Regions from separate parts of the Homo sapiens genome. Here all the other regions are linked to region 1. A link is an interaction called in ENCODE POLR2A ChIA-PET data of the cell type or tissue named here. Cell type or tissue: GM12878. All regions are shown on one strand. Each heading gives the region's core, and the rest is flanking DNA. Links, peaks and the distances in the headings are about the cores only. Region 1 overlaps PHC3 (polyhomeotic homolog 3). Region 2 overlaps PHC3 (polyhomeotic homolog 3). Region 3 overlaps PHC3 (polyhomeotic homolog 3).

Region 1 (11,443 bases), core at 2,756-7,755:
TTCTGCACTTTTGAAGTGAAATTCATGTTTTACTTAGAAGAAATAATTTTCTTTCATTAGGGATCCCAGTTGATTTTTGTTTCCTGGTGTATCAAAATACTTAGAACTATGAAACAAGTATTATTGTGATCATGCCTTTGAATAATTTTTGACGTAGCTTATCTTCATGTATCAAGTATAAAATTATAATGAGACATCTATTCACAAATACAAGTCTTAGATTGAATTGAAATGTGTTATAGTGCCCTGTCTCCCACTGACTTGTTCAGTTAAATGTCTTAAAGTACATTATGTACATCTTCAGGCTTTTGGTACCACAATGGCACAAGTATGGTAGGGAGGCAATATAGTCTTAGGCTATATGCCTATATTAAGTGTGTATAAACAATTTTTGAAAGAATACACTATTATAGATGTATGTGAGTGATGCTGACCTGACAGCCATATCCAGTGGATGAAACTGACTGGACACACTGTTAAAATGTTTTAAAGATGTATTTTCAGCCAGAACAGCCTGGTTATAGTTTGTGGTTTTCACCTTGGTGGATTGCAGGAACACATGCAGCCTACTGGCATTGAGCATTAGCTAATGGCATGAAAGGGCCTCATCTCACTACCTCTCTAAGGCCTCTAGCTCCAAGAAAACCATGAAAACTTCTTTCTTGGAGAGATCTTTGTCTCAGAATCCTTAGAGAGGATTTCGTATGGGGGCTAACTTTAGGAAGGGAGGCAGCTGGGGCAGGACTTTCTGATACCTGACAGTCATGTTCCAGAGCAACCTTTGGGCAGTGGAAACTGGCGCATCTATGCAAAATGATTGCTCAATCTCTATCTTGTGTACTACATATGTAACTAGCTGGGCCCTAAGGAAGGTTTTCTAGGGGGAAGGATAGGGAAGTAGAGGAGGAGACAAGTAGGAGGAACAAAGCATTCTAGACCCAAGAGGATAGAAGATATTTAGGATAGATATGGCTTTCATCCATAGTTCAAAATAATGCGTTTTGTTAGATGCCAGTTATAGCAGTAAATAGGTTATAGTTTTTATATGTCAAGATTTACCTGTAATCAGACTCATTCTTTCACTCTCTATACCCACTGTCTCCATGCTTGGGAGCATGGATATTAATAGTTCCAGTGATGTAGAAGTTAGTGATTTTTGATTTCTGAAAAAGGTGAGAACCTTTTATTACAGTTGGAGAATATTTGTCAAAAATTCAAAGGTTGTTGTAATTGAGTTGCCAGAATTACAGAGTTTCCATTTTCAGATATCACAGTTGAATCACCTCTGTAGATTGTTATAAAGAGAGGCATTTTAAGATAGTATTTTATTTGCTAGGTTGTGTCTCAGTCTAAGAATTGGGAAAAGAAGAGCTATAGGTTTCTCTTTCCTAGTCTGGATTTCAGTAAACACAAGCCTACCTCTGCTTCTTTGGTTCACAGCAGTGTGGATCATGAAATGAACTGTTTACCCACATTCATCAATATTGGTATTTTACAAATCTACTTGGAGCATTTAATTTCATCTCAAAGATTGTGATCCACTTTAGATAAGCACAAATACAGTATTAGGAAAAGTAAATATGCAATCTTACTAAAATTTCAACTTGTTAAGCTGTATATCTTAAAAGAAATTATTTGGGGCTGGGCATGGTGGCTCACACCTGTAATCCCAGCACTTTGGGAGGCTGAGGTGGGTAGATCACCTGAGGTCAGGAGTTCGAGACCAGCCTGACCAATATGGTGAAACCCTATCTCTACTAAAAACACAAAAATTAGCTGGGTGTGGTGGCATGCACCTGTAATTCCAGCTACTTGGGAGGCTGAGACAGGAGAATTGCTTGAACCCAGGTGGTGGAGGTTGCAGTGAGCCAAGATCACACCCCTGCACTCCAGCCTGGGTGACAGAGCGAGACTCCATCTCAAAAAAACAAAACAAAAAATTATTTGGGAAGATACGTCCTCTTTTATTAGAAGTTCATAAAATGTATCATATAGTTTTGTTCACAGTAGTTATATAAGCTTTCTTCAAATAAATTTAAAATTAGATTACCTTCTTTGGAAAAAGAATTTCCTAAATTTTTAAGAATTTTCAAAGTTTTACATATTAGTTTTTAGAACCTAATCCGTTTTAAAATTGTACTATGAGAAAGCTTTTTTTTGAAAGTTGTAAAGCATTAATACAAATAATACAAATATAATTATTACCATCACATTCCAGAGAATATGGCTTTTTCTAAACTTTCAATTTAGAAAACATACATTAAGGGAGAATCTCTGCCCTCCTTTTCAGCTCTGAAGATCAGCTTTTCTACTCAGACACATGCACACACCCCTTCCAAGTGTCATGTTTATGGGAACATTTGGGAAATGTTTTCCAGATGTTTTATTTTTTCCCTTTTATAGTTTGTTGACATTTAATTTTACTTAAAGATGACAATTTTAATCGGAAATGTTAGAGGTACAACATAGTGAGGTTCTAGCTAGCTTTATACTTTTGAAAAATATTTTTGTTTCTACTGCTTTTTACAAGTACTAGTCCTCTCAGTGATACTGGTGGTGTTCAGTATGAATCCATAGAAAGAAAACAAAATTTGTTGTTTAAAAAAAGCAGAGTAATGAATGAATTTCAGTTTTGAAAACAACATAATTTGAAAACACTGTTATACTAACATGGCAAGGTGTTAATTAAATATAAGAGTAAGGTAGTAAGTTCTTTTAGAGCACCTGTTTAAATTTACTCCAGTAATCATCTTAAGGATTGATAGTCACCATCACTTATTGGCTTAAAAGTTATATTTCATGGAATATTATCAGTGTTAAATCCAAGCTTTGTGGAGCTTTAAGTGATGGTGGTGAAAAAGTTGGTGTTTATGAGAGAGTGGTGGGGTGTCTAGTCATTAGTGAAGTTAAACATCAACCTGTTTTAGAAAGAATTTTTTAGTCTTGCCTAAAGTAAACCAGAAGTGTCTAGTGTTTAAATCTTTATTTAGAATGCTTCTCTTAAAAGTATTTTTTGTTTTGGGTAGTATTAAATAATCAGTAAATAATCTATTTCAGTAGTAAATAATGAATTAAGATGATGATGAATGAGGATTAACACACTGGTCTGGAGACTGGGGTTTTATTTCAGTGGGTTAGCTGTGTGTGACATGTTGGGCAATTACTCAGCTGTTTTAACAGCTTCCAGATATGCAGTATGGTGCCTGTACTACTCAAAAGTTGATTTTGGTTTAATTCATCTTTAAGGTACCTCCCAGCTCTAAAACTATGATTCTAGGCTGTGTAATGGGGTTATTCCTACTTTATTCTCTTTCCTTTTTTAAGGGTTCATTTTATACTTAATAAGCATCCATTTCTTGGGTCACCTACAGTCTTTGTTCTCCTAAGGATTAAAATAGAAAATTCATACATAACAAGCAAATGATGACATTTTCCTAAATGCTCCTTATTGGTTAACCACTGAATATATGAACACATATGAATATTGTCATTCATGTACTTAAATTCATTTAGCAAACTATTTGAACACTTACATGTGCAGTGTTTGGTGAACATGACATGAGGAACTAGTAGTAAGTAAAATCTTCCCCCCAAAATTCATTGTGGCTTAAATAAATATGAACATAATCATTACTACTTAATATACTGAGAGGGAATCTTAATAAACTTGGAACTGGGAGGGAATATTTGTATACATTGGGTAAAGGGTTAGGCTAGATGACATCTAAGGGGTCTGAGTGAATCATATCATAATTTTTATAACACATTTCACATACTAAACATCAGTTGGCCCCATACCTGATTAAGTTACAAAATTTAGGAGACTTAACATTAAGGACTTACAGGTTGAGACAGCCCGTATTTCACAACATTATTTTGACACTTGACTCTATTCCAGAGTTGTTGCTATACAAGGCATGTGGCAGAACAAAAAAAAAGCTGGTGTTGATATAAGAGCTTTTTACCCAGTATTGACAGTGAGCAACTTTCTTTCTTTTTTTTTTTTTTTCTTTTTTTTTTTTTTGAGATGGGTTCGCTCTGTTGCCCAGGCTGGTGTGCAGTGGTGCGATCTCAGCTCACTGCAACCTCCACCTCCCGGGTTGAAGCGATTGTCTTGCCTCAGCCTTCCAAGTAGCTGGAATTACAGGTGCCCGCCGCCACACCTGGCTAATTTTTGTATTTTTAGTAGAGACGGGGCTTCACCATGTTGGCCAGGCTAGTCTCGAACTCTTGACCTCAAGTGATCCACCTGCCTTGGCCTCCCTAAGTGCTGGGATTACAGGCATGAGCCACCACACCTGTCCGACAGTGTAGCAACTTTCTAAAACTGAAAAATCTCAAAGGAGATCATTGGAACTGACTTGTTCATTTATTTTTTGTTTTTAAATTAAGAAAGATTACACAAAATAAGTGTTACTGTACTTTAAGCTATTACAAATATCCAACTTTTAAAGATATGTAAGAATCAGTAATATTCTAGAAAGCACATATATAGTAAAAGGGCATCCTTTAAATGTAGAACGGGTAAACATGAAACAGTTCCATGCTTGAATTGTTAAGTATCTAGGGGGTAAACATTGAATGGGAGAATCATTTATTGGGTTAAGGTCCCTTCCTTGTCATTCTGGGATCTGTGAATCACATTGTAATTCCTGTTGACAAAGCTTTACTTGTTAACATCAGTTGATACTGACATTCTCCATAAAGATATAGAATGAAAATATCTATTAAAAATAGTTTATCATTGTTTTAGCTTTTTTGTTTTGTTTGTTTTGAGACAGAGTCTCACTGTCACCCAGGCTTGAGTGCAGCGGTGTGATCTTGGCTCAATGCAACCTCCACCTCCCAGGTTCAATAGATTCTCCCACCTTGGCCTCCCAAGTAGCTGGGATTACTGGCATGCACCACTATGCCTGGCCAGTTTTTTGTATTTTTAGTAGAGATGGGGTTTCACCATGTTGGCCAGGCTGGACTCGAACTCCTGACCTCAAGTGATCCGCCCACCTCAGCCTCCCAAAGTGCCGGGATTATAGGCATGAGCCACTGCGCCTAGCCTGTTGCAGCTTTTTAAAGCAGGAAAATATCCATATAAACTGTTGGGTTAGAATCTATATTAGAATCTTTCAAACTAATTGAAAACAGGAAGACTATCATCTAAGTAGCCAGATAATCTGGGTTTCAAAAAGTTATTCCATGGTACTGGTTTAAAAAATACTTTTCAAGTGTTTTAATTTTTAAAGTGTAACTAATTCTTCAAATATGTTATGCTGTTAAAATATGTATTCCATAAGTACTTTTTGTATATGTATTCTTAAATTTTAAAAAGTCAACTGAATGCGCAAAGATGATATAATTTTGGATGTAGACATTTAAACTAGATTCCCAGTCCTCTCCTTCAAAAGCTTGGTCTTTGTTTTTCCTATAGGGAAAAAAGTCAAAATAAGTTCCAAAAACTATCCTCAAAGTAGTATTGTGCTTGTAGTAAATGAAGGTTGGATGGATGGATACTGACAATGGTGGCAGGCATTTCAAGCCTTTTAAATTAGTACTTTTTGTCGTCTTGCTTATTAAAATTTTGTTAATTTTAGCAAAGACCAATTGTTGTGATAAACTGGTGTTTTTTGGATGCTTCAAGCACACGTTAACCAATTTTTTAATTCCCCTTTTGGTTCCTCCCATTGTTCTAAAATAGGACTTTCATATTATTAAAACCTCAAAAGATGATCCACCCAGGATGAACAAAGATCACCAAGGGGAAAGAAAACATTTTTTATCTTTACAGAAAACATGTTAAGATTATATATAGATGTATTCTTTACATTGGATATTGTATTAGAGTCCTCCTTACAAGAAATGAAATAGTTTTTAGCACTCTTAGCATTAGAGTTCCTAGATTGGTGTTGATAGCTACAGTTTTAAAATGTATAACCTGAAAATGAAGGTTAATTTTGCATTGTAAGAGCACATTTGATCTATGTAAAAAGTGTCCATTTGGTGTATTTTTTTAAAAAAGAGAAAGCACTTTCATATTAAGTAGCATGTGTATGAATTTAGATTTTCATATTTGTTGTGTCTGTATTCAGTGAAGTAAATTGAGCATTTAAATGTTTGTTGATGGCAACATTAACTATTAAATTAAAGCACCTTATACTCTGCTGCTTAACTTGCTTGTAATTGCACCTTTGTTACCTGCACATTTTCATATAGAATATTGTTGTAACATTGCTTCATGTGGGTCTGGATGGAAGATTAGTGGGCCTACAGGATCATTTATTTATATTGTTTATATTACAATAATATATTGTAGATCAGTTGTAAGTTCATTTCTTTACAAATAAAAGCCTCTTCCATTTGACTGGTCTATTGAATAATTTTTTTTTCTTTAAGCTTATGAGACATGGGGAATCCTCTGTGTAAACAAAACAAAAAGCTTAGTGAGGTTTGAAATGGTTTTAAAAATCTCCTGATTTAAAATCTGCAAAGAGTGTAAGCAAGTCTTTACTGATTAATTTCAATATATTTAAACATATTTCAGTCCCATATTTGGCCAACAACTAGAAGGCAATATATTTAGAGGAAAAAGTAATAGAAGGAAAGAGGGGGCCGGGTTTAAGAAGAGTTCTAAACTGTTTAAACACACCCTGATGTTGTCTTGAACATAGGATTATTTGTCCTAAACTTTCGATATAGTTGGCTGTCTATATGCATTTGGTTTTTATAGAATGTGATTTTTATTCCTATTATTTATTATTTTCTCAAGTATATATATATTTTAACATTGTACCACCCATTATATTGGTTATTATTTCTCTTCCCTGCCATGTCTTCTGTTAACAGATCTGATCATAGAGAGGTGGACATATGATTGAAGTCAGGTTGAACAGTCATTCCCCGGGACTGTATATTTGAAGAAGTTAGGAGATGCTTTAAGTAAGTGTAATTAATTATGAAAGCCCTGAGCTGCTGGCAGCCAGAACACCCACTTTGTGGACACAAAATGGAAACCGACAACTCAGAGAGATTCTCCTAGTAGTTTACTAAGTAAGTTCTTGCCAATATCCAGCTTGTTCTTAGAATGGCTCAGGTTGAGTTTGTATTACCTGCTACTCAAAGAATTCTTGACTGACTCTCCAGGAGCATTTCCCAACTTGTCTTTATAGATGCTTAATTAATTAATTTTAGCTAATTAAAGAGACTTGTGTGCTCAAGTAAATGGTTTTCTTCTTCTTCATTATAGCACTATAAAGCCTTAAGGTGTTCATGGGCGTTGTACATTTTCAAGTGAAAAATAAATAATAATAATTAAGAAACAACATTCTTCACATTTGACTCTGAAACCATTCTTTTCTTTTTGAGAAGTCAGTGGCACCAATGAAAGGCAATGTAATACAGTGGTAAAGAGCAAGAACTGTGGACCAGAATTCTGGGTTTGCATCCCAGCTTCCCCAATGTCTGTCTAGTTGTATCATAGTGAGTTTCTTACTTTCAATGTTTAAATTTCCTCATCTGTAAGAAGGGGATAATAGTTCCTGTCAGAGTTGCTATAAGGATTAAATCAGTTGCTGCATGTAAAACAAACACTTAAGACGGTACCTGGCACACAGGACACATTTCTTAAATCTTTTTGCCATTATTAGTGTTCCATAGCGCTTGTTTTAGGACATTTTTTCAAATAACAGAAAGTAATCCATTTGTGGATCATCAACTCAATTTAGTGGATAAAAACCAGCATTTAAAAAATGACACTAAAAAACATATTTGCATGATATGTAAGGGTAAGTATTGTTATACTTGTATGTACATGTACATGTTATACATGTTATGTAAGGGTAAGTATGTTACTTGTATGTACACATAAACGTACATACAAGTCTATAGGTCATGATGTTAAAAAATATATCTTACTATAAATATCAAAAAAAATCAAAAGCCACCAATTTAGGAAAAGCTAGGTTTAGATTTATGCAATATAGTATTTTTAAATGGTGATAAAAAATATCTATGTAGCTTAATTCCTAAAGTAATGTAAGATGATGATCCTGCCACTCATATTGTTTTACTCCAGTGAAGCAACTCTGCCTATCCACCGGGGGAGATTTGGCAATGTCTGGAGACATTTTTTATTGTGTCTACTGGGCATGGAGGTGCCACCAATCAGTCAGTGGGCAGAGAGCAGGGATCCTGCTAAACTGCCCCACAACAAAAAATTAACCAACCCCAAATGTCAAGCGTGCCGAGGATGAGAAATTCTACTTTTACGTGTGATACATCATTGCTAACGTGATTATGATGTGATATGCAAGTATGTGATGACATACAAGTTTTATAATATGAAAACGAATCTGCTGAATCATCGAAAGGGACCTAGTCACTGCTCCCAGTTCCATAAGGTGAGCAACCAAAACCCTCTTCTTCCAGGAATATTTGCATTAAAAACAGAGATATACTTTTTAAAATTAATTAGCTACATTTAAAATGAGGTAATCTTCTTCTTCCTCTTACATTGAACTTTATGCCAAATCATTTTAAGAACAATTTTTACTTTCTTGCTTTCATTTGAACATTTAATAAAAATGTTTAGGTTGATATCTTAAAGTTGTCAGTGAAATCTCAGATTTACATAACAGTTTGCATCCAGTAGTTTTTTTGAGTAACACAAACATCAGTATAGCCAAATGTTAACTCTTATCACTTTTTGTGTTAATAACAAAGTAATATTTGTAATATAGTGTCCCTGAATAACTATAAAAACTTCTTGGAATTATTTTGTTTTTAAAATAAAACACTATTTAATAACTGGTATCATAGCCCTTCAAAAGACACATTCTGAAATGCTATCAGTCAGGGGGCAAAAGTTGTTTTAGTTCAGTTTATTTTTTAATATGTCCTGAGTTCTTTCTGTTCATAAAATTATGATCTTATGACAGCTGTAACTTTTAATTAATAATATTAACAAATCATTATTGATATAGGCTTTTCAATTTGCTCAAGATTAGGAATTGTAAGTGGAATGAAGCAGCACTTCCAGTTGACAAATGGATCCAAAGGTAATCCAATGTCTTTTAAATTAAGCTTGTGACAATTAAACCAATACACTGTAGCAATGAGAAAACTATTGACAAAGTATAACCAGGGAATATTCATCTCAATATATGCTGGAATCTGAACTTTAAGTAAAACAATGATTACCTGAAGTAGTACAAATGGTAACCAGGTACTGAGAAAACAGACAATGAGCTTGGATAAGAATATTTTTTTAGATCTCACAGTATAACTGGAGTGGGATGAAAAAGGAAAATATAAGATAGTTTCATTCATATAGGAAGTTATCCTGATAGCCTGTACCAAAGTAGTAACTTCTTCCCAACAGGTTATGAAAGCTACAAATAAAATCATCACCATGAAAAATGACAGCCAGTAACTCTGAATGCTGACATAGAAAGGACAGTGACGAGAATAAGCATTCTGTGCCTTCAGGCTTTGGTAGATGGCTGGGTCTCCCAAAACATAAGCAAGGACTGAAATCCAAATTAAAATTACTGTAAAGAAATAAAATAATTTTTGACACTTAAATGAAAGCTTGGTTGTTTTAGAGAAATTCAGGCAATAATCTATACAAGCTGTCAGGAAAACTGGATAATGCAAAAAGCCATAAGTAAAGGAAATAATTTGAGTAAATAGGCAGATGTGGTATTTAGTGAACCTAATGCTTAAAAGTACAAAATCCCTGAAATACAATATAATGGAAATGTTTACCAAAAGTAAAAGATCAACGAATGCTAGTGAAATGCAAAAATATTCCATAAAATTTTGACAGGTGTTTTTTCTTCTCATTCCTAGTGTAAGGATATTTAATAATATTTTCCCAAGTATGATCAAGAATAGCAGATAGTTAACATCTAGGGGCTGGTTTGTTTGACGTAACTGGTACTGAAAAGAGCAGTTCTCTGAAGAGAGAGCAGTCATATTTTTAGTTAAATTTCAAGAAGACCTGCTGAAATACACATGATAAAACACTGCTTCATTTTCTGTCCCTGCAAAAAAAGTGAAAAGAAAACCTTAATGTTACCTATTTTGAAACTTTACAAAGCAAGCACCACTATTCTTAAAAGCCTAATTCAATCATTTCCCCAAATAAATATATGAATAAGAATTATATGTCACATAATACTTAATAGAATACAGAACAAAATTAATGTGTATACTCTGGTCATTTTTTTGAGACCCAGATGGTCCAGAACTCAGAGATTTTTAAACCAAAATGTTATATATAAATTACTAACTTCTATATATAAGTACAGGTTTTAATAACTTTTAGATAGAGAAATGGTTTTATCTACCAGGGCCAAAACTCATGCCTAAAATAGAAGCTTGATAGTAATATGCAAAACAACCACATAGAGCTTTTAACCCCACCTCACTCTGACTCCAGACAGCATGACCCCAGTCCCTTTTGTCAGTGAAGTTTAGAAGCGATGCTTATGGGGCCCCTTAACACAGTTTTCAAAGCTTTTTAGCTGCAGGATCCTTCAGATTAAGTCTTTTCCTGAAGCTCTGAAAACAGGTGGTTTCAGCTAAAAATAATGAGAACATAGGTAAAGGAAAGAAAGAAAAGTGTTTATCTTCTGGATATGATCTTTCAGGTATGGCATGTGGAGAGACGAGAATACAGGGAAGGAACAGGGACTCAGTATGGATACATGAGAACATTAGGAAGCGGTAGGTAAAGGCAAAGGAATAGGAGTTGAGGCTTCAGTGATACATACATTTTGGAAGCAGGAAAAAGATGATGAAAGAAGTCAGAAGAAGAATCAGGAAAGGACTGAAAGGAAAGGTAGGAGATTCAAGAAACACATCCTTAAAAAAAATCAGTTGACCCAAACTTAACTTATTTCTACAATACTACTCAATCGCAGTATTTATAAATAGCAAAAAAACAAAAACAAAAACCAAAAAAAAAAAAAACCCCAAAAATGACAAGAACAACAAACCCAGTCAATCACAAATGTGAACAACTGGAGATTGGTTCAAAACAACACAGGTTGGCTGGGTGTGGTGGCTCTTGCCTGAAATCCCAGCATTTTGAGAGGCCAAGGCAGGAGGATGGCTTGAGCCCAGGAGTTGGAGACCAGCCTGAGCAACATAGGGAGCTGCCTCTACCAAAAAAAAAAAAAAATTACCTGGGCATGGTGATGCACACCTGTGGTTCCAGCCACTCAAGAGGCTGAGGTGAGAGGATCGCTTGAGCCTGGGAGGTCAAGGCTGCAGTGAGCCATGATTGTGCCACTGCACTCCAGCCTGGGTGACAGAGCAAGACCCTGTCTCGAAAAAAGAAAAAAACAAGAAAGAAACGAAACACAGGTTGAGTATCCCTTATCAGAAATGCTTGGAACCAGAAGTGTTTTGGATCTTGAATGCATCCCTAATCCAAAAACCCACACTT
Region 2 (5,000 bases), core at 1-5,000, 73 kb before region 1:
ATTCTCGTGCGTCAGCCTCCCGAATAGCTGGGATTACAGGCGCCCACCACCATGCCTGGCTAATTTTTGTATTTTTAGTAGAGATGGGGTTTCACCATGTTGGCCAGGCTGGTCTTGAACTCCTGACCTCAGGTGATCAGCCTGCTTCGGCCTCCTGAAGTTCTGGGATTACAGGTGTGAGCCACCGTGCCCGGCGGACTATGCATTTCTATACGTAAATGTAAATGGGCTTTTAGTTAATTTTGTTTGTTTTCATGTGAGGACAGTGCCATCACACACACACACACACACACACACACACACACACACACACACTCTTTACTAAATATTTGGGAATTTTCAGATGGAAAGGATTATGTGGCTGAAAACTACAATCATAAGTCTCTGAGTGACTTAAGGGCTATGTATATGTCATTCTCTTTCCTTGTTGCATTTTGGCCCATAACTACATGAATCCCTGATATTTTGGCTTCGACTCACTGTACTATTCTGTCAGAAAGGGAAAAAACTTTTTTTTTTTTATGACTTTCTAGTTATGATGCTAGACAAGATGAGCTTTTGAAGCCCAGTTTTATGACTTTGTTCATTCATGCATTCACTCATTCAGTCATCAAATATTTATCGAGCGTTTAATATTCGCCAAATCCTCTTCTAGGTGCTGAGGATACAGTACCACAACAAACAAATCTCTTTCCTCATGGAGCTAGGGATAGACGAACATTAAACAAGTACGTAGTATGTCAGATGATGGTAAGTGAAAGAGAAAAATAAAGCAAGGAAATAAAAAAGGAGAAAAATAAAGCAATGGGGGAATATGCCATTTTAATTAGGATGGTCAGGGAAAGCCTTGTTAATAAAGGTGGCCTTTTTAAGAATGGTGAGGAGGGCAGACATGCACAGGGAACAGAAAGGAGGACAGTGTGGCTGGAGTGGAATGTGAGAGTGGGAGTGTGGTTTAAAGATGACATCAGAGAGGTAATTGTAATCCTAATCATGAGGAAATTATAAGACCTTTGGGTTTTAGTAAGTATGAGTTGGGAAGCTGTTGGAGAGCTGTTCTGGTATGGAAGTGACATGATCTCAAATTGGTTTTTGAGAGTAGGTTCTAGGGGTCAAAGACAGAAGCATGGAGTTAAATGTTCTTGTAATAATTCAAATGGAGAGATATTGGCAATTTGGATCATGATGGTGATATTAGAGGTGGAGAAAAGTAGTTAGCTAGATTGTAAATTTTTTTTAACCTTTAATTATAGAAATTTGGATATGTTTTGAAAGGAGAGCTAACACAAGATATGCGGATGCACTGAATAAAAGATGTGAGGAGTCAAGGATGACTCCATAGTATTTTGGCTCAAGCATCTGGAAAAATTGGGAGCTAAAGGAGGTATTGGAGAAGAAAATTAGGAGTTTGATTTTGGACATGTTAAGTTGATGATGTGTATTAGACACCCACCTATAGTATTGAGTAGGCATTGGTTATATGAGTTTGGAGTTCATGTGGGAGGTTTCATGATTAATGATGTCTCATGTGGCTCCTTCAACATTCATGTCACAAGAGTACTTGATGACTTCACTACTGTTCATGGTGTGATGAGAGAAAGTTGAGTAGAATGGAAGAGATGAGGGACTGGGGTTCTAATCTTAAATTCTGTGACTGACTGTTAATGTGACTTATGGCAAGTCATTTAACTTCCCTGCCTGCCAATTTTCTGTAAAATTAAATTATCTAATTAAATGATTTTAGTCTTTTCATCCAGATATCCTTGGATCTGTATCAAAGAGAAAGTTCAGGAAATGATGCTATGGACTGAATTATGTCCCCCATATTCATATGTTGAAGCCTAACTGATGTGACTGTATTAGAGATAGGACCTTTAGGGATGTGATAGAAGTTAAAGGAAGTCATAAGAGTGGAGCCCTGATCTGATAGAACTGATTCGAAGAAGAGACACTGGCAATTTCTCTGCTACGTGAGGACACAGTGAGAAGGTGGCAGTCCACAAGCCAGGAGGAGAGCCCACACCAGAAACTGAATCTGTGGGCACTTTAATTTTGGACTTCCCAGCCTCTAAAAGTGTGCAAAATAAATTTCTGTTGTTTAAGTCAGGGGTCAGGCCATGGAACGGTACTGCTTTGTGGCCTGTTAGGAACTGGGCCTCACAGCAGGAGGAGAGTGGTGAGTGAGCAAGCATTATCGCCTGAGCTCTGCCTCCTGTCAGATCAGTGGCAGCATTAGATTCTCATAGGAGCGTGAACCCTATTTTGAACTGCACATGGGAGGGATCTAGGTTTGAGAATCTAATGCCTGATGATCTGAGATGGAACAGTTTCATCCCAAAACCCATTTTCCCCACCTTCTCTGTGGAAAAATTGTCTTCCATGAAACCGATCCCTGGTGCCAGAAAGTTTGGGGACCACTGGTTTAAGTGACCCAGTGTGTGGTATTTTATTATGGCAGCCTCCATAGACTGACAGATTGGACTATGGGCCTTATCTTATGTAAGCCTTAGCCAGCCAGAGCAGTTCTGTGATCTGTTTGAATCTCAAGTTCTGAATAAGACTGTGTTTATTAATAAGAAAAAAGTTTGAGAACTAGTGGTTTAGATGTTAATCTAGGATTATGTGAGAGTTTCTTAAATAGTTTGTATGTGTTATAAAAATACATGTGCCCATCACATAGTAGGTACTTAAAAAATACTTGTTGAAAGATGTATGGTAGGTAGTAAGTATCAACTAGAATATGTAATGATATTAATGCTCTTTTTGTATGTTTGTTTTTTATGGGCTTCCCAGCAAAAAGCAGAAAGCCTGCTAGATAAATTCTAAAAGAACTGTAACACTATTAATGTTAACTCTTTTTTTGTTTTTTTGAGACTGAGTCTCCCTCTGTCACCCAGGCTGTAGTGCAGTGGCACGATCTTGGCTCACTAGAACCTCTGCTTCCCAGGTTGAAGCGATTCTCCTCCCTCAGCCTCCTGAGTAACTGGGATTACAGGTTACCCACCACCACACCCAGCTAATTTTTTTTGTATGTTTTCAGTAGAGACAGGGTTTCACTATGTTGCCCAGGCTGGTCTCAAACTCCTGACCTCAGGTGATCTGCCTGTTTTGGCCTCCCAAAGTGCTAGGATTACAGGCGTGAGCCACCATGCCCGACCTAATGTTAATTCTTGATTATTGCAATGCAGAGAATTATTTTAGGATATATTCTAATTGCCTGAGATTGAGTTATAGTAGAGTTTCTAATCCTGACCCCAGTGATGAGATTCTTTGGTTGCCCATTATAGCAAATATGTGTATTGTCCAACATTGTGCTGCTTGCTCTGGTGGTACATGTAAGTCAAAGTTTCTTCCCTCAGGGAGTATGCATTTGAAGAACTATGCTTAGATATATCAAACAGTAAATAATATAATAGTACTAATCAAGTGGTAAATGTCATAGGAGTTAACAGAAGAGAGATCTTTGAGGATTGTATTATAGTAGCTGAGGAACGCTAAACTTTTAAAACAGGTAGAGTTTGCAGACAAGAGGTCTCACCGTGAGATCATGATCCTGAGACAGCAGAGGTTAGATTTAGGGATTCATTACTATGTGGGATTCTATGTTAGTCTTCCACATTCCTGAGGACAGTCTATGCCAGTACTTTTTTATTGAGTGCCTACTTGGTGTCAGGTGCCAAGGATTGAAAGTGAACAAAGGTTTTAGAGTATAATGAGGATACAGACAAGTAAATAGTCAAAGGACAGTATGATAAGAATTTTGTTTTGCTGGAGTATCTTATAACTTTCTTTTAAAGGCTATGTGGAAGAAAAACTAAATCTTTGTGGGCTTGAAAATTACCTCTTTTTATAATTATCTTTACATGAATTCTGTATTGAAAATATTTTTTCTGAGGAAATTTGAAAGCAAAGATTACTTTTTTCAAAATTTTAGTATTGCTGAAGAAAAGGCTGTTGTTAGTTCCATTATCATTCTTCTGGGGTAACTGCCTGTTTTTTCTTTCCAGAATCTTTGAGATATGCCTGTTTGCTTTAGTTTTTTATTTTGTAGTTTCATGGCAATGTGTCTAGATGTCATTGTGTAGGACACCTGTTGGGCCCTCTTAGTGTGAAACTAGGTTTTTAATGATCATGTATGTGAAACTAAACAAATCTGCAAGAAGTTAATTTTGTTCTTTAATGATCATATATGTGAAACTGAACAAATCCACGAGAAATTAATTTTCTGTTTTCTCTTTCTGGAGCTCTTGGTTGAATGTTGACCTTTCTGGATTGATCCTTTATCTTGTTTACCTTTTCACTTACTGCCTTTTTTTGTGTGTGGGATATTTCCTTAACTTTTTCTTTTAGCCCTTTCTTTGACTTTTAAAAAATTTTTAGTTCAGCCACTATTTATAATTTCTCAGAGCATTTTCTTGTTTTCTCATTGTTCTTTCAAACTAATATTCCGTTTTTCTATTATGGATAAAATACTTTGGATCTCTGTTATGCTATTTATCAGATTTTTTTTTTTTTTTTTTTTTTTGAGACCGAGTCTCGCTCTGTCTTCCAGGCTGGAGTGCAGTGGCGTGATCTCGGCTCACTGCAAGCTCCGCCTCCCAGGTTCACGCCCGTTCTCCTGCCTCAGCCTCCTGAATAGCTGGGACTGCAGGCGCCTGCCACCACGCCCTGCTAATTTTTTGTATTTTTAGTGGATACGCGGTTTCACCATGTTAGCCAGGATGGTCTCGATCTCCTGACCTTGTGATCTGCCCGCCTTGGCCTCCCAAAGTGCTGGGATTACAGGTGTGAGCCACCACGCCCGGCCCAGATTTTATTTTACTTTTATTTTCACTTTTTTTTTTTTTTTCAAGACAGGTTCTCACTTTGTTGTCCATGCTGGAGTGCAGTGGTGCTAATATGGCTTATTGCAACTGCCACCTCCCAGGCTCAAGTGATCCTCCCTGCTCAGCCCTTCAAGTAGCTGAGATTATAGTCGTGTGCCACCACACCTGACTAAT
Region 3 (5,000 bases), core at 1-5,000, 59 kb before region 1:
GCAGTGGCTCATGCCTGTAATCCTAGCACTTTGGGAGGCCGAGGTGGGTGGATAACCTAAGGTCAGGAGTTCGAGACCAGCCTGACCAACATGGAGAAACCCCGTCTCTAATAAAAATATACAAAATTAGCCGGGCGTGGTGGCGTATGCCTGTAATCCCAGCTACTTGGGAGGCTTAGGCAGGAGAATCACTTGAACCCAGGAGGCGGAGGTTGCAGTGAGCCAAAATCGCGCACTTGCACTCCAGTCTGGGCAACAAGAGCGAAACTCCCATCTTAAAAAAAAAAAAATTGCCCTGATTACTAACCAATCCATGCCATTGTTTGCATATGTGCAAATAACTGCCCAAAGAAATGAGGGGGTCTGTCAAAGATAAAGGCTTCTCCTTTGGGTTCCTTAGCCACAGTTTATACCATTGATTGCCTAACTGCAGCTCGGTGTGAAATTCAGTAACATGGAAGCAAGAAATGGAAGCCTATGACCTAATATGTTTTCTTCCTTAGATCAACCTCTCCACTTCTCCTACACCTGCACAGTTAATAAGCCGTTCCCAGGCTTCCAGTTCTACCAGCGGCAGTATTACCCAACAGACTATGTTACTAGGGAGTACTTCCCCTACCCTAACGGCAAGCCAAGCTCAAATGTATCTCCGAGCTCAAATGGTAAGATATGAGCTACCAAATTTTTTCAGTGTTTAAGGACTTGAGAGATCAAAATGTTTCTTGATTTGATACAATAAGAGGTATTTTTAATATTTAAGAAATGTTTAATTGTGTGTGTGTGCATGCGGGCGTGCCTTCAGCTCTTGTACATTTATGTCATGAAAGATTCTACTTTTAATTAATAGGTCTTCTTGGTATCAAATAGTAATTATTACATTGAGAAGCTAATAGAGATTCAGTAACGTAAGAGTGATTATTTTTTAATATCAAATTCATTGAAAACCTTTTTTTCATATTTTAATATCTGTGAAATTTGGATGCATTTTATAACTGATGGCATCTTGGTACTTACAGTGGTCCATAAAATCATTGCCTGTTTTTGTCAACTTAGATTTGGTGAAATAGAGATGTTAAAAAAACTTTGTTGTTAAAGTTATAATTTGTATCCTAGGATTTTCTGAATTCTATATTGGAGTTCCGGATAGTCTCCCAGATGATTCTTAACTTTGGTTTTTCCCATCTCAAATTCTGCAAGGTTATTTGTGTTCTTGTGTTCATTTTGATATTTTATGAATATAGGAATGTTAATTTGGTTATTCTGTATTTGAGTATCTACAGATTTTCTAATTTAATTGTTGAGCTTCTTTAAGGAATATAGAAATTGGTTGACATGTATTTTATTTGATGTCTTTACAAGAAGCTAGACAAAAGCATTGTCCCTAATATATATTTATATTCTTTTTTGTCCAGTGGACTGAATATATATCTGGATCTCCAGTTTTTGTTGTTGTTGTTGTTGTTGTTGTTATTGTTTTTTGAGGTGAAGTCTCACTCTGTCACCCAGGCTAGAGTGCAGTGGCACGATCTCTGCTCACTGCAACCTCTGCCTCCCGGGTTCAAGTGATTCTCCCACCTCAGCCTCCCAAGTAGCTGGGATTACAGGTGCCCGCCACCACACCCAGCTAATTTTTGTATTTTTAGTAGAGACGGGGTTTCACCATCTTGGCCTGGCTGGTCTCAAACTCCTGACCTTGTGATCCACCTGCCTCACCTCCCAGAATGCTGGGATTACAGACATGAACCACCACACCTGGCTTGGATCTTCAGTTTTCTATCTAAAATTGCAAAGTTTCCAATCATTTAACTCATACTATGCTTTAAAATTAGGTTGAACCATTTGAGATGGTTGCTATTTGGCTATTTTTGAACTCTAAAATTAGCAGTTTCATACGGGTCAAACTAAATTGAATATCTTCTTTTTAGGTTTAGTCCTTTCAGGGTGTTGGTACTGGAAATTACCTTTTCAGGAAAGTTATACCATTTGTCCCTTGGTGTCTGTGGTGGATTGTTGCCAGGCCCTACCCTCTCTGTCCCCTAGAATACCCAAATCTGAGGATGCTCAAGGCATAGTATTTGCATATAACCTATGTATATCCTCCCATATACTTTACATCGTCTTTACATATATTTAGTATAATATAAACATCATTTAAATAACTGTTATACTATATTGTTTAGGGAATAATAACAAGAGAAAAATTTGTACATGTTCAATGCAGATGCAGCTATTTTTTTTAAATGAATATTGTTTTGATCTATAGTTGAATGACGAAGCACAGAGCCTTCCATAGGTATGGAGGGCTCATCATTGTACTTTGTTGTTGAATTTACTTAGATTTAGTGTACCAAAGAACTGAAGTTTAAAAGGTCACTTAATTGGTCGTTTAATTTTCTAATTTTTTTGGATCCGCATTTGGTTGAACATTTTAATTTAGATAGCAAGAGGAACTGAATAACCCTTGATACAATTTTGAAATAAAGTATTTACACATTCTTTGAAACAACTTGTCAAATTTACTAAATTGAATTGGTTAATCTCTGAGTGGATTGTATTGCCTTAGAAATTAATGGCATTTGGCTGAGCATGGTGGCTCATGCCTGTAATCCCAGCACTTTGGGAGGCCGAGGCAGGTGGATCACCTGAGGTTGGGAGTTCAAAACCAGCCTGACCAACATGGAGAAACCCTGTCTCTATTAAAAATACAAAAAATTACTCACGCTTGTAATCCCAGCTGCTCGGGAGGCTAATGCAGGAGAATCACTTGAACTCGGAAGGCAGAGGTTGTGGTGAGCGGACATCGCGCCATTGCACTCCAGTCTGGGCAACAAGAGTGAAACTCTGTCTCAAAAAAAAAAAAAAAAAAAAAAGAAAAAATAGATTAATGGCAGTTGTTTGAATATTGAAAAAAATTGAGCTGGGCACGGTGGCTCACGCCTGTAATCCCAGCACTTTGGGAGGCTGAGGTGGGCGGATCACTTGAGGTCAGGAGTTCGAGACCAGCCTGGCCAACATGGTGAAACCCCGTCTCTACTAATAATACAAAAATTAGCCGGGCGTTGTGGCGTATGCCTGTAATCCCAGCTACTCGGGAAGCTGAGGCAGGAGAATCGCTTGAACCCGGGAGGCAGAGGTTGCAGTGAGCTGAGATCGCATGACTGCACTCTAGCCTGGGTGACAGAGACTCTGTCTCACCAAAAAAAAAAAAAAAAGAAAAAGAAAAGGAAAAAAAAGGAAAGTGATAAGTAAAAAAATTAAATGTCTTTGTTTTTTGATGTGAAGATTTTTTTGCAGGCTCTTTTGTTGTTGAACTTTTACATGTGTGGCATTTACTTTTAGAATGAATCTTTCTTTCTTTTCTTTTTTTTTTTTTGAGATGGAGTCTTGCTCTGTCATCCAGGCTGGAGTTCAGTGGCATGATCTCAGCTGACTGCAACCTCCACCTCCTGGGTTCAAGTGATTCTCCTGCCTCAGCCTCTCGAGTAGCTGGGATTACAGGCATGAGCCACCACACCCGGCTAATTTTTGTATTATTAGTAGAGATGGGGTTTCACCGTGTTGGCCAGGCTGGTCTTGAACTCCTGACCTCCAGTGATCCACCTGCCTTGGCCTTCCAAAGTGCTAGGATTACAGGCATGAGCCACCACGCCTGGCCATAGAATGAATATTTCTTTACAAATAGTTTTAAAATGAAAGGGCAACCTGGATTTGTCCTTTAGATCCTTTGTAGCTAAGTGAAATATTGGAGTGTAGTATGTGGCATAGTTATCCTTATGATAAAGAGGACTGAAAAGACTTTTTTGGTGTTTCTTTTTGTTTCTCACTGAAATTTAATTTGTGTCCCAAAATAGTGACTAGTTGTTTACTTCCCATTTTAGGAATCCTGCCACAGTAGTTCTGAGCTAGGAAAAATTTAACTATAATAGCTTATTTGAGACACAATTTGGTCTGAGAATTTCATATCACCAAAATATATTTTCTTTTTTGAGTACTGCTTTTTTTTGCACTCATCAGAATCATGAGCTGTTTCAAAAATGTTTATGATTTTTTTTGAGTTCTCTATTATCAGAAACTTCTCTTTGTCATGTAGAACCTTTTGCTGAGGAGATAATCCTAAACTGCATTGTCTTTCTGTCACAAATTTCAGTCTCTCTTGCCTGCTACACATTGTGTGTGGGACATGTTCTTTTGTCTTAGGGTATTTTTTTGGTTTTCTGTCTGTACAGCTGATTTTCACACCCGCTACCACTGTGGCTGCTGTACAGTCTGACATTCCTGTTGTCTCGTCGTCATCGTCATCTTCCTGTCAGTCTGCAGCTACTCAGGTGAGCTTGTCTAGCTTCATAATGTGTTACTTGAGATCTGGATCTTCAGGTTAAAGTTAAGCATTGCATTTGTGTTTAAGTTACTGATGGTTTCAGTGCTCTTTGTCATGCATTTCAGATTGAAATTTAATAAAATACAATGAGAACTTCAAGAAAATGTTTTTTGTTCTATAAAAATTATAATACCATTAAACACAGATATTTAGGTTATTTGACATTGGTTGGTCAAGGTTAATGAGAGTTTTTGTTAATGGCTTTCTATGTTTAGTTTTCTCATAAAGCAGATTTATTTCTCATGTGAGATATATTCTTTTGCTTAGATTCCTTTGCAGTATTCCTTATGTAATAACTAAGTCAAGATGGATTTTAAGTTTGAAAGTGAATTAAACTAGACACATTTAAAATTTAAAAAATTGGTCAGGTGCAGTGGCTCATGCCTGTAATCCCAGCACTTTTTGGAGGCCCAGGTAGGAGGATTGTGTGAACTCAGGCATTAAAGACCAGCCTGGGCAAAATAGTAAGACCCGGTCTTTACTAAAAATAAAAAAAATTGTTTAAGTGTGGTGCTGCGCTGCTGTAATTCCAGCTTTTCAGGAGGCTGAGGCAGGAGGATTGCTCGAGCCTGGGAGATTGAGGCTGCAGTGAACTAGGATAGTGCCATTGCTTTCCAGTCTG

The links. ChIA-PET counts read pairs that join two places held together with the same protein. Peaks named below come from ENCODE experiments on the same cell type or tissue, not always from the same donor. Only the 100,000 strongest peaks of a DNase experiment are listed, where the experiment ranks them.
Region 2: POLR2A ChIA-PET joins it to region 1 with 8 read pairs; 3 of 35 experiments call an interaction of 5 or more read pairs at or near these places.
Region 3: POLR2A ChIA-PET joins it to region 1 with 6 read pairs; 5 of 35 experiments call an interaction of 5 or more read pairs at or near these places.

Annotation. Positions count from the first base shown.
Region 1 is chr3:170,082,496-170,093,938 of GRCh38, reverse strand. It overlaps PHC3 (polyhomeotic homolog 3), which reads left to right. Exons shown (of 15, transcript NM_024947.4): 15 at 1-6,355. It overlaps GPR160 (G protein-coupled receptor 160), which reads right to left. Exons shown (of 4, transcript NM_014373.3): 4 at 8,547-10,034. The coding sequence starts at 9,966. The coding sequence ends at 8,950. Among named protein-coding and RNA genes, the nearest start is that of GPR160, 50 kb to the right of the region's middle. RefSeq lists a silencer at 3,051-3,251. In GM12878, for the core only: no CTCF peak of the experiment used is centred there; no DNase peak of the experiment used is centred there.
Region 2 is chr3:170,158,777-170,163,776 of GRCh38, reverse strand. The region is part of intron 4 of PHC3 (polyhomeotic homolog 3); the gene reads left to right. It also overlaps the pseudogene RNU7-32P. Among named protein-coding and RNA genes, the nearest start is that of PHC3, 20 kb to the left of the region's middle. In GM12878, for the core only: no CTCF peak of the experiment used is centred there; no DNase peak of the experiment used is centred there; H3K27ac peaks cover 2,232 bases.
Region 3 is chr3:170,144,748-170,149,747 of GRCh38, reverse strand. It overlaps PHC3 (polyhomeotic homolog 3), which reads left to right. Exons shown (of 15, transcript NM_024947.4): 5 at 504-662; 6 at 4,227-4,325. Among named protein-coding and RNA genes, the nearest start is that of PHC3, 34 kb to the left of the region's middle. In GM12878, for the core only: no CTCF peak of the experiment used is centred there; no DNase peak of the experiment used is centred there; H3K27ac peaks cover 1,739 bases.